Regions from separate parts of the Homo sapiens genome. Here region 2 is linked to region 1. A link is a loop called in an ENCODE intact Hi-C map of the cell type or tissue named here. Cell type or tissue: PC-9. All regions are shown on one strand.

Region 1 (2,500 bases):
GACCCTGTATAGATCCATAGGGTAGAAAAACTTCTTTACTGCCTGATTTTTGTGTATGTTAAATGTAGTCTATTTATTGCCCATCTTCTCCCACTACAACATAATCACATGAGGGCAGGAACTTTGCTTTATTCATTGCTGTATCTCCAGCACCTAGGACACTGCCTGATACACAGTAGGGGCTCAATAAATATTTGTTGAATGAATGAATAACTACATTCACATCCCCAGGTACTAAAAAACATTCACGTATCAGCAGGCCTGGTGACCTTCAAAACACTTAGAGATTTCACAGCAGACACTAAAGACTTGCTCTGGGGCCCAATCTTTTAGTAAGTGCGATCCTAACCAGTTTTAAAGATAAAAAGGCCTGATGGGGGTTACAAAGGAGGAAGGTAGACACTGAACTTGGGTCTTGAATCTAGCTCCATTATTTACTAACTATAACGCTGGGTAAACCACAGCCTCATAGGCAGCAGTAGCTAACCTCTTCTGACCTCTTCCGTGATAACATATGCCAAGCACTGAGTTACACGCTTCCCATGTATTGTTGCATTTCCTTTTCACTGTAACACCTCCATTCTAGGCATAAGGAAACCAAGGCTCGGAAAGGTTAAATCGTTTTTTAGGTTTTTTTTTTTTTTTTGAACCCAGGCAACAGCTCTATGCTCCATCTGGCCTCAGTGCCTGAGCACCTAATCACTCCCTCACGTTACAAATCGGTCTTGGTTTCCTTAACTACTGAGGTAACTGAGGTTAACTCCCACCTCCCCACGGGGATTACCGGGAAGAAAGGCCGTCCCTGCCTGCCTCCCTTCCATGCATAAAACAGTGCGGCTTTTGCAGGAACTTCTGCGACGAGGTGTCCCAAAGGAAAAACTCTAGGATGGGAGCGAGTGCGACCCCGGCCGGGGCTCCCCTATCACCCTGTGATCGATCTGTTCTGGGGAAGTTCGCACTCGGGGCTCTAGAAAACGGAGAAAGGCTCGGAAATTTCCCACGGTCCTAGACGCCGGCGGGGACAGGGTGTTTTCTACTTTCTGAGGATTTTAAAGAAAGCAAACCCCAGGCCAGCAGCGGCGGAGCCCACAGTGGCCTGGGGGCGGGGCGGTGAGGCTGCCTCCTTCTGGGCCTCACCCGGCGCGGCGCGAGGCCTGCCGCCCTGAGTCGCCTCAGAGAAGTCGGGGCCGGCGGGGTCGCTCCTCCCCACCCGCCAAATCCTGGCCCCCAAGGCCCCCGAATTGGTCCTCACGGAGGTAGCCAAGCTGTAGCGAAGCTCCTCGTCCAAGTCGAGCAAATCCTCCATCTCCGCGGCCGCCTGACGTCACTTCCTGGAAACCGACTGGCCCAGACGCGTCCCTGCTAACAGCCCCGCCCCTCCACCCCAATTTTTAAAGGGTACGCAGCATGGTTCCTGGATTCTGTGTGCCATCCTCCAAACTACCGAATCTTTCTTAAATCTGCCTTGCTTGACATCTGGAAGCAACCTCCGGTTATTAAAACTCGCCAACGCTGCTCCTGCGAGACGGTAAAATAATTTGGTCGTTAGGAACTGTCTGTATTTGTAGCTCTGTTTAAATATATCAATATATTAAGTGCAAAGCACTACTACTGCTATACTGATGCCTCCCACTTGTACAGCTCTTTGCAAGGTACAGAAGGCCGTCACAGTTATTGGCTTAACGTGAGGGGCATTAACAACCTTGTGTGGGAAGCAAGATAAGTGGTATTGTTTCCATTTGACAGATGAGAAAACAGGGAATCAGGTGTAATAAATGGTTTACCATGAATTATGGAAACTGCAATATACATAATCTCTGCCTTCAAGAAGTTTACAGAGAGGCTGAATCAACACATCAAATAGCTGAGTAGTAATAACTTTCAAAAGTACAAATATTCAATATCTCATTAAATCCCAATAATCCCGCAAAGTGAGTAGCAGTAGTATCTCTAACACAACAATAAAGCACACTGAGGTACAAAGAAGGGGCTTGAGGAAAATCACCTAAGTGCCAAGCAGCAGAGCCAAATGCCCTTCTGACACCAGACATTACTGGAGTATTTATCTCCAGCACATACTACTGGGTGCCAGCCATTCTCCTAGGCTGGCAGAGGGAGATGTACCACAAATTCCCAGCCTAATGGGGCATTTAAGTTGCGTCTTTGTTGACTCTTCATATGAGATCTCCAAGTCAATATCACTGGCCAGGTCCCTGACACTGGTTGGCTGAGATCCATAGGAGATGGGCTGATAGCCCTGAAAGCAAACAACATTCCAGTATTATGTTGAGGGGAAGGCCTGGATGGACACAGGTTAAAAGCAAGGATTCGGAAGTGGGAGTAGCACCCCTGAAACCTCATTGCAAGCATTTCTTAAATATCCAGTAAATCACTCAGTTCAGTCACACATGTTACTGGATAGGACTGTGTGTTAGCATGCCTGTGACAGCAAGAGCACTGGCCTGGATATCAGAAGAGCTGTGTTCTCATCTTAGCTCTC
Region 2 (2,500 bases), 400 kb before region 1:
TCACGCCTGTAATCCCAGCACTTTGGGAGGCTGAGGCAGATGGATCACGAGGTCAGGAGATCAGAACCATCCTGGCTAACAGGATGAACAGTGAAGCCCCTTCTCTACTAAAAATACAAAAAATTAGCCAGGCATGGTGGCAGGCGCCTATAGTCCCAGCTACTTGGGAGGCCGAGGCAGGAGAACGGCGTGAACCTGGGAGGCAGAGCGCGCAGTGAGCCGAGATTGCGCCACTGCACTCCAGCCTGGGCCACAGAGTGAGACTCCATCTCAAAAAAAAAAAAAAAAAAAAAGAATGAAAGAAAGCTGAAATTCTAGATGCAATGAGCGACACATAACATCGGGGTGAGGAGTGCAGGCACACACCCAGACAGCCTCTGTGCAAATCCCAGCTTTGTCAGCTGTGTGACCTTGGGCAAATGACTTAACGTCTCTGTACCTCAGTTTCTTTACCTGTGAAATGGGGGATGATAATAATACCTACTTCCTAGGATTGTTGTGAGGAAGTGATGATTTCATACATGAAATATTCTTAGGACAAAGCCTGACACACAGTAAATGCTCAATAAATGTCAATTACTACAACTATTACTATTACAATCGCCCATCTCTGGCCTTACACTTTATATTTAGCTCTCCTATCCCCCCTCAGACACTTTTCTTACATCAAATCCTAAAATGATTCCCCAGAGAATTAGGTGGCTTGGAGAAGAGCATCTGAACACCAGTATCTGGCTCTGAAAATGGTGCTGGCTGCACGGCTTCTGCATATTCAGCAGCTGGAGGTCATTCCTCAAACTGAATCAGACCTGAGCACTTTCCAGCCCGTCTGGAGGTCAGGCAAGCCACGGAGGCAGTGAGTGTGTGGTGTGTAGGTGTGCATGCATGCATGGTGGGGCTTGGGAGGAATACCACACTACAAGGCAGCTGCAGTGCTAAATTGCATGGAGCAGGGCTCGGAAAGGTGAAAACCAGAGCTGCTTTCTAAAGCCAGGGTCCTGAGCTCACCCCTGAGCTTCTGAAGGCTCACCCCCTGGGATTCTCCATACACCCCACCAAGGGAAGGCTCTGTTGCAGAACTGTCACCCATGGGGTGCAGTGCCAGTGAGTGCCTGTAGGGGGCTCTAGAGCTCTTCCATTCCCCGTACCCGGGGCTGTGAGGGCATCAGGCTTAAAACAATGGTTGTGTTTACCAAGGCTGTGCGACTGTGCTGTTCTGAGAGGTGAATGAGGGGAAGCTGGGGTCCGCTGGTACCCTGTTGGCGAGACCCGGTTCATCCATGCTCTCAACTAGCTCTGCTTCAGGTTTGGAGTCCTAACCCTCCCTGATCCACCACCTAACACTGATTTGGGCTGCTTCCCCTCAGCCTCCTGGGAGACCCTCACAAGGGTCAGCCTCCTGTCCTTGTGTGGGGAGGTAGGGAGAGCTGCTGCTTTGGCCTCCAGGGTGGGGCAAGGGTAACTTCCAGTTTCTGGGGTCTCAGGTTCTGGCAGTCCAGCACCCCAACCCGTTTGTCAGGGAAACATCAGGCACAGACAGGTTCCCAAAAAGACTTGACTTACCCTGTTCCTCCCTAAGGCAAAATTCAGTAGCCCTGGGTGCTGTTAGGAGACCTCATTCAGCAGATTTATTTACTTAATTGTAACTCTATCAATATATCTGGTCGAGGGAACTTACCCACTGCCATATCTAAGGGCACGGCCAGCCTAACACATTCATATTGGTAAAATGTTAAAGATGGTCATTTGGAGGCAGAGGCAGGCAGATCACCTGAAGTCAGGAGTTTGAGACCAACCTGGCCAACATGGTGAAACCCCGTCTCTACTAAAAATACAAAATAATTAGTACCCAGGTGTGGTGGCACACACCTGTAGTCCCAGCTACTCAGGAGGCTGAGGCAGGAGAATCGCTTGAACCCGGGAGGCAGAGGTTACAGTGAGCCGAGATCGTGTCACTGCACTCCAGACTGGGTGACAGAGTGAGACTCTGTCGCAAAAAAAAAAAAAAAAAAAATTAAAAAACCGAACCTAGAATTAATCTTTCGGGCTTGGTCAAAAGCAGAAAAAAAATAAGAGCAATGTGTTTCTTATCAGACTATTTTAAGAAAAACAGTCATGGGTAGATAGGGTTGCCAGATTTAACAAGCATTGCATAGGATTTACTTATACAAAAAAAGATACTCACATTTATGTAAAATTCACATTTAACTGGGTATCCTGTATTTTACTGGACAGCCCTACTGAAAATATAGGGATTCGTTCAGAGGAAAATTTCCTATTCATCCTCTCCATCCCAAACTGTAATTCCTTCTTTAATCCCCTTGTGTTACATATTGACACGCGAGCCATATTGATCACATTAAACAAAGTAGTCAGTTCAAGCACCCCAGTCTCACTGTAGGGAAGACTATAATTGTGAGATTATGTCAAAGGAATAAAAAGTAATGCCCCAAAGATAACATCAAAAAATTAATAACACTGGACATTTAATGCACACCTA

The links. A loop is a pair of places that touch in the nucleus more often than their neighbours do. Peaks named below come from ENCODE experiments on the same cell type or tissue, not always from the same donor. Only the 100,000 strongest peaks of a DNase experiment are listed, where the experiment ranks them.
Region 2: it touches region 1 in a loop (5-fold over the local background); 7 of 110 quality-filtered maps call a loop at or near these places.

Annotation. Positions count from the first base shown.
Region 1 is chr14:75,984,593-75,987,092 of GRCh38, reverse strand. It overlaps IFT43 (intraflagellar transport 43), which reads right to left and starts at 1,330. Exons shown (of 9, transcript NM_001102564.3): 1 at 1,253-1,330. The coding sequence starts at 1,306. RefSeq lists a silencer at 1,040-1,349 and an enhancer at 1,176-1,677. In PC-9, no CTCF peak of the experiment used is centred here; a DNase peak (open chromatin) is centred at 1,322; H3K4me3 peaks cover 1,938 bases.
Region 2 is chr14:76,385,969-76,388,468 of GRCh38, reverse strand. All of the region lies in intron 1 of ESRRB (estrogen related receptor beta), which reads right to left. Among named protein-coding and RNA genes, the nearest start is that of ESRRB, 11 kb to the right of the region's middle. RefSeq lists a silencer at 1,169-1,268 and an enhancer at 1,468-1,968. In PC-9, CTCF peaks have their summits at 918 and 1,120 (motif pointing right); a DNase peak (open chromatin) is centred at 1,148; H3K27me3 peaks cover 2,332 bases.